2 separate regions of the Homo sapiens genome follow, and region 1 is linked to region 2. Evidence: chromatin loops called from intact Hi-C (ENCODE). Cell type or tissue: heart right ventricle. All regions are shown on one strand. Each heading gives the region's core, and the rest is flanking DNA. Links, peaks and the distances in the headings are about the cores only. Region 1 overlaps TNFSF11 (TNF superfamily member 11). Region 2 overlaps LINC00400 (long intergenic non-protein coding RNA 400).

The links. A loop is a pair of places that touch in the nucleus more often than their neighbours do. Peaks named below come from ENCODE experiments on the same cell type or tissue, not always from the same donor. Only the 100,000 strongest peaks of a DNase experiment are listed, where the experiment ranks them.
Region 1: a loop joins it to region 2, with 3 times the contacts of the local background. A loop is called at or near these places in 16 of 110 quality-filtered maps.

Annotation. Positions count from the first base shown.
Region 1 is chr13:42,602,184-42,607,541 of GRCh38, forward strand. It overlaps TNFSF11 (TNF superfamily member 11), which reads left to right. Exons shown (of 5, transcript NM_003701.4): 5 at 4,314-5,358. The coding sequence ends at 4,735. Among named protein-coding and RNA genes, the nearest start is that of TNFSF11, 31 kb to the left of the region's middle. In heart right ventricle, for the core only: no CTCF peak of the experiment used is centred there; no DNase peak of the experiment used is centred there.
Region 2 is chr13:43,130,210-43,135,586 of GRCh38, forward strand. All of the region lies in intron 1 of LINC00400 (long intergenic non-protein coding RNA 400), which reads left to right. Among named protein-coding and RNA genes, the nearest start is that of LINC00400, 20 kb to the left of the region's middle. In heart right ventricle, for the core only: a CTCF peak has its summit at 2,285; no DNase peak of the experiment used is centred there; H3K27me3 peaks cover 269 bases.

The sequences.
Region 1 (5,358 bases), core at 1-5,000, 530 kb before region 2:
ATTGCAATCACATATGCTTCAGCTTCATCATGTCTAAAATGGGGATGTTGATAGCATCTGCCTCAAGGGGTAGCTATGAAGATGAAATGAGGTAGACTGCTAACATTCTTGTGTGGAAGAACGGCCATAGTAAGCACTTGGGAGTGTGATTTGTTATTTTTGAGTTCAATTAAATAATTATACATATTCCACCTTTTTCCTACAAATAATTTAAGGCAAGTTTTTCTCGGAGTTAAAGAAAGAAAGTTCAAGTTTTGCTAAGTTATTTGGAAAACTTTGTTACGGCATGGACAAGGGGGAATTTTTCCTGACCGAAGACACAGAAAGGGAGAAACCAATTCTTTGGCTTTTAGAGGATTTTCCAAATGACCTCTCCTGTCCCAGACACTTGCTTCATAAATAATTTGTCTCACTGTGTGTCTATGCATGTCTTGTGGTGGAGCTACACTAATTTTCTCTGAGTGGAAAACTGTTTTGCATGTTAGCAAAGGCAATCAAATAAATATGGATGCATCTGTATTAATTTCTCTGAGTGGAAAACTATTTTGCATGTTAGCAAAGGCAGTCAAATTAATACTAATGCATCAGCTGTGTGTGCTATTAATGTTCCCTACATTTATCTTTTCAGTTCACTTTAAATGGCATATGATAAATATTGCATTAGACCGTTTGCCAAAGTCTGTTTGGCAATAGCAAGCATGTTTTAGTTATAAAACTCTCTCTGCAGGCACCTAGCATCAAATCATTGCCAAAAACACAAGGCAAAACTCCTGGTTATTTTCTGACAGTTATTGAGTTTGTGACTGAGTGAGATGAGTTAGTGTATACTTCTGTTTAAGAAAATAGAATTTGTGGCTCTGGCTGGGCCCACAACTCCTTGAGTCCATTTATTACCCAGTTTTGGCCAGTACTGGAGGTTTCAGAGGAAGTGGCTTTAAATTTGCATGTTCATTTTGGGGCTCTGTTTTATACTTACTTACACAAGTAAAATCAGAATCTGCCTTATATGGACTGATACCACTTGCATTTTCAAAATATCTTAGATGAAATGCGTTGGGAAGTATTTAGTGAGGTCAGAATACATGGCTTTCTTTAGGAGGATACTCAGGCTAAATATTTGCAGAGACCTCTTCTGCGGTACTTAGCAGCAGGGACTGAAGTGTAGGGCAGGGGAGGCTGGGAAAGCTGGCAGGCTGGAGTCAGGGGTTGTCAGTGTGCCTCAGTGATGAAAATCCAGGTTTCCATGTGAGGCCTGCTGTGTGATCACTGCATATTTTTCTCATGTTTTTACCTGGTATTATCTGCTTCTGAGTCCTCTCTTCACACTGACTGGCTCTCCTCCTTTTCCCCCATACGTGCCATGCATATTCCATTCTTTGCTCAGTTTCCTTCACTGACAATACCCTCCCTTTTCTCAGCCCATCCAAGTCTGACCCAAGGCCCCACTGTCCTCTGGCTTCTCTGCCCCTTCCTGAGCTGAGCTCTCCTGCTTGCCATGAATTTCTGTAGCTGTCTCTTGGCAGTTGCTTGTAACTGAATGTCAACCATGTGCTATGCAACATGCAGAAGTGAAAATGCATATTTTATATGCTCATTTTCTATTTTCTCTACTATTAGTGGTGAGTGCCATTAAGGCACAGTTGGTTGATGTAATTCTTAATTACGGGCAGACTGCCTGTTCCTAAAAACACCACGTAGATATTGTGTGACTGATCAAAAGCATGAACCAGTGAATGTATGAGTAAGTCAATGCACAAAAATAGAGAGATGTTTAGTAGGAAATAAGGGCACTTCTTCCACATGACTTACCTAACAATGGGAATGGTAATCGGTCAAGGTTCCTCTCTTCTCCTGCCTCTCTATTTCATATTCTTTCCTTGCCTTCCTAGGCCATATCTTGCTCTAACGCCAGCTGATCCATCCCATTGAGAGGGTAGACTTCTCTTCTGTTAAGAGATAACTATAAGAAAAATCATTGATTGAACAACAAATTGACTGCAAGAGTGGGATAAGAATGAAGGCAGCATGGGATAACTTGAGATGGGAAACATCTTGAATTTCATGGATTTTGTCAATGGATTAGAGGAATTGCTTTTACTAGTGTTCATGAAGGTGTGATGATCATGCTCACTCACTTGGGGCCAGATGATGGTATTTATATCTGGGGTGCTTTAATCTGGGATGACCTGAAATAAGACCTCCGATGAAAAAGAAGGGTGTTTATTGTGGTGAGCCCAGGAGGCAAGAGGGCCTGTGATGACCCCGCTGCAGATAGGTTGTGGAGTTCAGGAAATATCCTGTTTCTGGACAGAGGGATTGGAACCATTGAATTCTTGGTCTTCTCATGATGGGTTGCCCCACCGTTGGATGGCCCTTGCTGCAGTTTTTCTCCCAAGTGGTTGAAAGAACTGCCTGTTTGGTTCCTACAGCCTAGTTTTGAGGCTCCCAGATCATATCCCAGGCTCCCAGTTCTTTAGAGATAAAATTGTAGAACATTCTCTATCTTGTGGGCCTCTAGAGAAGGATGTAGATGTTCAAGGCCCACCAAACCAGACTAGGCTGGGAAGGTAACTAGTGTGTGTTTCCTTTTTTTTGTTTGTTTTGTTTGTTTGTTTTTTGAGACAGAGTCTTGCTCTGTCTCCCAGGCTGGAGTGCCGTAGCGCGATCTTGGCTCACTGCAACCTCCACCTCCTGGATTCAAGTAATTCTCCTGCCTCAGTCTCCTGAGTAGCTGGGATTACGGGCGCCTGCCACCGCGCCCAGCTAATTTTTTGTATTTTTAGTAGAGATGGGGTTTCACCATGTTGACCAGGCTGGTCTCGAACTCCCGACCTCATGATCCACCCACCTCAGCCTCCCAAAGTGCTGGGATTACAGGCGTGAGCCACCGTGCCCAGCCATGTGTTTCTTTCTCGATGAGGCTCTCATAAGGATTCACTCTAATCAGAGAGCTGTCAGTTTTGATGGATCTCTGGAATCCACTATAAGTCTTCATCTCTGGGCTAATTTATCTCCCTCAGCATCTCAGGGCCTGACCTAAGTTGTGGTTGGGTGTGACAGGCAGCAATGAACTTCTTGTGGCTGCAGGAACTCTCTCAACTCCAGTCTGAGACTCAACTCTGCTTTGTTTTGCTGATTTCAAACTGCTGACCACCTTAGTTTAGTATAAGTATTTACAAAATCCTCTGGAAGAAAAATGTATTTTTGTACTTTCCACAGTATTACAACTTTCCCACCATTAGTTACCAGCTTTTCCAGTTGAACAATAGTGTCCACATCAATACAAATCTTTGATTAATTGGGTTTATCACAGAGGTATTGCCAATTTTTAATGACCCAGGAAAATACACCAAAGGACCTGAAATATGAAAAGGATTGGACACACTGCTGGTTTAGAAGGTTCTTTAGAAATTTTTACTGCTCTGAAGCTGTAGCAAGAGGACCAGGTGTCACCTCATTTCAGGGGTGAGTAGGGCTAAATGAGAATTCTGGTCAGTCAGGAGAAGCTTTACAGACCTTTGGTCAGAAGGATTGTGTGAAGTTGTTAAGCTAGGGAGTGCAATGCTAAGAATATGTTCTTTTTGAGCTTCTCTGGAGTTAGCTTTTCAGTTGTGCAAGCTAAGGTGGGAGACACTTGGGCTACTGGAGGTGAAGAAAATAGATTATGAGAATTGAGTTTAGACGTCTGACCTTTCAGCCAAAGTTACTGTGACCCAGTTTTTCATCTCCTACTTTCCCTCTTCATGAGTTAAAAGAGAAGGTTGAGACTTGTGACATGTGGAAATTGTCTTCCTATCCTAGTTTCTTGCTTTCCTGTCTCAGTTGCCTTTGGCTTATCTCTTCCTTCAACCTGGAATGACCTTTCTGCTCCTGTCTGTGTGGCTGAATCCCATTTCTCTTAAGTTCTCAGGCTTAGCAGCAACTCCACAAAGGCATTCTTTACCCTTCTGGGTGGAAAGTTGTTCTTGTCTCTCCGTCCTTTGAGCTCCCATGGGAGTTACTGAACCTTGCCTATTGTTACTCATGCCTTACTTCTGCTCTGAACACATATCGTACTTACCCCTGGTGCACTATAGACGCCTTGAGGGCAGGAAAAATGAGTTTTTGTCTTCGTAGCCTCTACTGTGCCTAACAGAATGCACCAAGTACATCTGAATGTATTCTCCCCTTCTAGAAAAGAAATGCCAATAAGTTATTCTCCCTTTGAAATAATGACTGCTATACTATTTTTTCTCCCTAACCTCATAGAATTGTGAAGACGTCCTTCTCATTTAAGGACTGACTTTCAAATCTTATGCCTCTCTTCTCCACAGGTTCCCATAAAGTGAGTCTGTCCTCTTGGTACCATGATCGGGGTTGGGCCAAGATCTCCAACATGACTTTTAGCAATGGAAAACTAATAGTTAATCAGGATGGCTTTTATTACCTGTATGCCAACATTTGCTTTCGACATCATGAAACTTCAGGAGACCTAGCTACAGAGTATCTTCAACTAATGGTGTACGTCACTAAAACCAGCATCAAAATCCCAAGTTCTCATACCCTGATGAAAGGAGGAAGCACCAAGTATTGGTCAGGGAATTCTGAATTCCATTTTTATTCCATAAACGTTGGTGGATTTTTTAAGTTACGGTCTGGAGAGGAAATCAGCATCGAGGTCTCCAACCCCTCCTTACTGGATCCGGATCAGGATGCAACATACTTTGGGGCTTTTAAAGTTCGAGATATAGATTGAGCCCCAGTTTTTGGAGTGTTATGTATTTCCTGGATGTTTGGAAACATTTTTTAAAACAAGCCAAGAAAGATGTATATAGGTGTGTGAGACTACTAAGAGGCATGGCCCCAACGGTACACGACTCAGTATCCATGCTCTTGACCTTGTAGAGAACACGCGTATTTACAGCCAGTGGGAGATGTTAGACTCATGGTGTGTTACACAATGGTTTTTAAATTTTGTAATGAATTCCTAGAATTAAACCAGATTGGAGCAATTACGGGGTGACCTTATGAGAAACTGCATGTGGGCTATGGGAGGGGTTGGTCCCTGGTCATGTGCCCCTTCGCAGCTGAAGTGGAGAGGGTGTCATCTAGCGCAATTGAAGGATCATCTGAAGGGGCAAATTCTTTTGAATTGTTACATCATGCTGGAACCTGCAAAAAATACTTTTTCTAATGAGGAGAGAAAATATATGTATTTTTATATAATATCTAAAGTTATATTTCAGATGTAATGTTTTCTTTGCAAAGTATTGTAAATTATATTTGTGCTATAGTATTTGATTCAAAATATTTAAAAATGTCTTGCTGTTGACATATTTAATGTTTTAAATGTACAGACATATTTAACTGGTGCACTTT
Region 2 (5,377 bases), core at 90-5,089:
GTCATCTACTGCCTCTGAAATAGCCTCCTGCATTGATTTGCTTTCTGCTGCTGTGGAGGGTGGGAAGGGGCAAATAATTTGTTTCTTGTTTTGTTCCTGTCTTATTCTTTGTCCTCACAACTCCCAACGCATGCACACACACACACACACACACACACACACACACACATCCACACACATCTTAGAGGCTCTCAGGTGCAAGGCAATGAATGGTCTATGGGAAAATGGTGGGAAAATGCATATTCTTTCTGAAAAAAAATGTATATTCCATCGCTTTTTTTGAAAGAAATTGCTAAATGGACCCCAAACCATCTCCTCTGACTTATATCTAATGTTTTGTGAAAGCCGTGGACATTGGTGCCTTGAAATGTCACTGAAGCCTCTCACCAGCCCCTCACAGAGGTGCTGTGCCATGCTCTGGACCTGACTTCTCATGCCAGTCTCTGCAAGTAGCAAGCATGGCACTCAAGCCACAGGGAATAAAAACTGTGACAAGGAAAGACAGACTGTCCACCTGGTTGGACCACTGCCAAGTCATGTCCTTCCCTGTGTCATTCCATCTAGGATATTTTTCCCATTGGCACCAACTTCATTGCAATTGCCACCTTGAAAAGTGGAGCCCTCTTGGTTGAGGCTTCTGTGTCACTCAAGGTCACAATCTTGTTGCTCAAGGCCCTGGTTGTAACCTCAAAGAACGTCAGTCCTCTGCTGAGGAAAGAGGCTGAGCAGGGAAAAGGTGCCACCTGGGCCCAAGCAAGGGGAACCTGGGAACATGGCATTTACAAAGTGCAGGACAGCGTGGGGCCTCAGAGGGGAAAGTGGTCATTCAGCAGAAACACTCGGGTGAATCTCTGGCCTGATCTCTATGTAAGCAGACAAACTAGCCAAAAGGCATGACTGGTGGATTTCAAAAGATGTTCTGTGAAGAAATGTTATTTCTGAGTTGGAAGTAGGAGGAACTCTTTGAGATCCCCACTGTATTACACAAATGTTGACAGCCTCCTCAGATTCCTTCAAAGCCACCTTACTTCCAAAGCTGCTGCCTGCCCCTCACACCCCTCACCCCACCAACAGCATCACTGTCTTTGCCAAGCCCTGGAACTGCCTGGAATCCAGTTGGGGCCCTGAGTCTGTGTGACCCTGTTACCAGAAAGGGGTCTCAATTCAGACCCCAAGAGAGGGTTCTTGGATCTTGCACAAGAAAGAATTTGGGGTGAGTTCATGGAGTAAAGTGAAAGCAAGTTTATTAGAGAAGTAAAGAAACAAAAGAATGGCTACTCCATAGGCAGAGCAGTGGCATGGGCTGCTTGACTGAGTACACTTATGTTTATTTCTTGATGATATGCTGAACAAGGGGTGGGTTATTCACGAATTTTCCAGGAAAGGGGTGGGCAATTCCTGGAACTGAGGGTTCCTCCACTTTTTAGACCATATAGGGTAACTTCCCAGTGTTGCCATGGCACTTGTAAACTGTCATGGCGCTGATGGGAGTGTCTTTTAGCACACAAATATCACAATTAATATATAATGAGCAGTGAGGATGACCAGAGGTCACTTCCATCACTATCTTGGGTTTGGTGGGTTTTGGCTGGCTTCTTTACTGCGTCCTGTTTTACCAGCAGGGGCTTTTTGACTTGTATCCTTTCATACTAGTCCTGCCAACCTCCTATCTCATCCTGTGACTAAGAATGCCTGATCTCCTGGGAATGCAGCCCAGCAGGTCTCATCCTCATTTTACCCAACTCCTATTCAAGATGGAGTCACTCTGGTTTGAATACTTCTGATAACCCCATCCCCACTGCTGAGCATCCTCATTCCTGGTCACTTTTCCACTCCAGGATTTGGATAAAATACCACAGCCATGGGCATGGGACCTGGCCTCCTGAGCAGCTCCTGAGGAGCCAGATGATACCCAGAAATGCAAGGTGTTACCTCCATGGTGTGTGAACCTGAACCAAGGTAACTGGAGGTGGAGAGTATGTCCTCCCTCCACCCTGAGGTGTGATTCAACCTGGCTAATCTTCTGCAGAAGTCCCATGAGCTGAGCGGACACACTCAGGGCAGTTTGTGTCTCTAGCCACTCACCAAGAAGCAGCATCTAGAGCAGCACCATTGCATCACCTTGATCCTCATCTTTCCTGCCTTTCCTCCTCTTTCTTTCCTCACCTCTCCAAGGTTACACCTCTCCAATAAAGCAGCCGCACTGTAATCCTTGCCTCAGCCTCTGTGTGGAGGACGGGGCTAGGAAAACTAGCTACATGAGTCATACTCAGAGCTCCTCCCTGTGGCAAGCATTTTAGGTAAAGGAGTAGGTGGTGAAAATCATGGCCTTTCTCTACGAATCAGTCCAAAGACTCTCCCCTTCATTTGCTAAATGACCCCTGATGTTACAGCCACCTCTGGAAGCTGCAAGTTTCCCAAAAGCTGAGGTTGAGGAAGGGTCGGTTGGTTAATTGTTTTTAAGAAGCAGTGTAATGGACCTTATTACTTAATTGACAAAGGGCTTGACTGGTGGAAAATGAAGCCTCCTTGCCTCCAAGATGTTGCAATTAGTTTTCTTTAAAACAGAAAAGAAATGTTCCTGAATAATCAAAAGAACAATAGCAATAGTAGCAACACCCCAAGTTACAAATTGCCTGGGCTATTGGCCTCCTTTAAACACACACATAGGGGGCATTGCTTTTTCCTGTCCAGAGGAAAGAAAGCTGATGCTCTTCCCCTCTCACTCAATGCCCTCCTCACAAAGTCTTGCTGACCCTGCCTCGTGTAAATATTTCATTATTTACGGGTGTGTTGGTTTATTCACGCACCTGCCCAGCCATCCTGTGATCTCTCTGTTTGTGTGGAGCCTGTGTGTGACTAGTTGGTTGCAGCTGGTGCTAATGAGGCCAAAGCCTGGGTTCAATCCCCAAGGGGGCCAGTTAACTTCACCTGCTCCGTGGCTAGAGGCTGCACTCAACAGCTCTGAATGGAGCTTGTGTTGTGTGTACTGGGCGACAGGCACAGGGGTAGAGGGAAGGGAGGAGATGGTTCAGCATGTGGTCCCCATGTCTGCTGGAGAAACAGCCACAGCCCTTGGCACCTTCCACCCCTGCAAAGGTCAGCACTGTGTTTCTTGTTTTTTTTCCCCCTAAGATTACTTCTTTTATCCTAAGGTTAGAGGACGTGGGCATGTATGTTTTAAAATTTCCCCTTTTTATTTAATTGGCAAGTATTATGTCTTATGAGTTAAAGAGTAAGGCACATTTTTTTGGCCTCAATTCCTTTGGGCATCCATTATTCATTTACTAGAACACACAGCCTACTGGAGAGGTGCATCTGTGGACATCAGAAAAAAAAAAACTAGGAGGAGTTACAGATTGTGGCATAAGGTTTGGTGAAAATATTCAAGAAAAAAATTATTCACTCAACAAATACTTATTGACTGCCTATTATGTCTCAGGCACTACACTAAAGATACAATAGTGAACAAAATAGATTTTAAAATTTCTGCTCTATGGAGCTTAAATTCCAGAGGGAGAAGGTGGTGCAATAGATAGTAAATAAGAAAAAGGTAGTAAAAAATATGTATTTTACATAACCATAATTTTGAAGAAGAATAGAGCAGGAAATGGACAGAAGTCACTAGGAAGGGTACTCCAACTATAATAGGATGGTTAAGGTAGACCTCAGTGAAAAATGATGTTAGGGCAAGGACCTGAAGTAAGGGAGAGTGAGCTGCGTAGCTAGCAGAGGGAAGAGCAAAGGTGAGAAGGGCAAGGAGGGAGCATGCATAGTGCCTGGTATGTTTGAGGAACAGCCGGGCGGGGGTGCAGTGTGGCTGAGGCAGAGGGAGTGAGGGAGAGGCGATGTTCCTGAACTGAACTGGGGTGTGCTCACCTGCTGCAATAAGATCAAACATCCACACAGAGGTTTGCAGAGGGAGAAAGGAGGGCATTTATTTGCAGGGCACCAGGCAATGTTGATTGGGCAGCTCATGCTTAAGACCTGAACCCTTGCAAAGGTTTGCAAGCGAGGGTTTTTAAAGGCAAGGGAAATTTTCAGGAAAACAAGTTAATACAGGCAAATTTAAATCAAGGCATGGAGGTTATACATTGGTTTGGCCTAAGAAGGTGGGACACCTTGAAGCGGGGCCTTTACACGTCATAGGTGGGTTCACAGATTTTCTGATTTGCAATTGGTTAAGGAAAAGAAGCTTTGTTTAAAAATGTGGGGTTAGCAGAAAAGAACGTTAGCTCTGGCTCACAGGTGTGACTTCTTCCAGGCCCATCAGGAAGAAAGAACGAAGAGCAGTGGTCGGAGTTCAGTCCCCGGTTCCCCCTTATCCAAGGTCTGTGTGCCAGCAGATACATTTGGTGGGGGTCCAGGTTTTGAAAACAACTCAGGGACATACGTTAAGAATTAATCTTTAGTTTCTATAGGGAACCAAACATCCCATGACTCTAATTTCCTTGGCTATTGTTTTAGGCTACTATTACCTTCTTGCTGATCAAATTGCTCATTTACTTCTCAGGGCCAGCTAAGTGCCTGCAATCTGAAGGAACTTAAGATTTTTCATTTCCATGCTTGTGGTAGTGAGGGGGGCACAGGCCCCTAAGAGGGGTCCCTGCTCCATCTCAGGATGGGAGATGCAGCCAAGAAAAAAGGGAGGAAGGAGAATCAGGTGGCGTCTACAGGCCCTTGCAAAAGCTTTGGCTTCTTTCTCAAAAAGTTAGAAAAGGCTTCCTCAAAGATGTTGCTTCTGAGTCGGGTCCCAGGAGCTGATTAGTGTTAACTCATTCATCTGCACTCCGGCTGAAGCAGGTGTTGCCAGACTGACCGTGTAATTTGGTAGTTAACATGTGTGTACCAGGCTGTGTTTTCAGACTTGAAGACAGAGTGGAGTTAGCATCTGCTCCTACCCCTCCCTCACCCACCCCATCCCCACGCACTCATACACACTACCGGCCTGGGAGTCATATGAAGCTTATATGGTCCCACCATGGGGGCCCACACAAGGACCGGGATTAGTTTGCCCACCAGCCAGGCAGGTGGGGGCTCAGAACAGATAAAGATTTGTATTATTTCTTGAGCCACAGTTATAGATGTCAGCTCATGCTTGCTAAAGAAACAAATGAAAATTAACTGGCAAGGCAACCCCAGGGCAACTGAATGAGGGAGAAAGCAAACACTCCCCGGGTTCCAAGCAGGAAGGAGCCACATGGGGGCTACTTTGGGGGCATGGAGGAAAAGGTAATTATAGAACACTTTGAGGAGCAGATAAGATTTGAGTGGGTCTTGAAGCACAGGTGAGTGTGAATCTTCAAATGGGAGGGAGAGCATGACAAGTCATTGTTCCTTTGTGAGGGGCGGTAGGAATTTTTGGAAATGTTCAGGA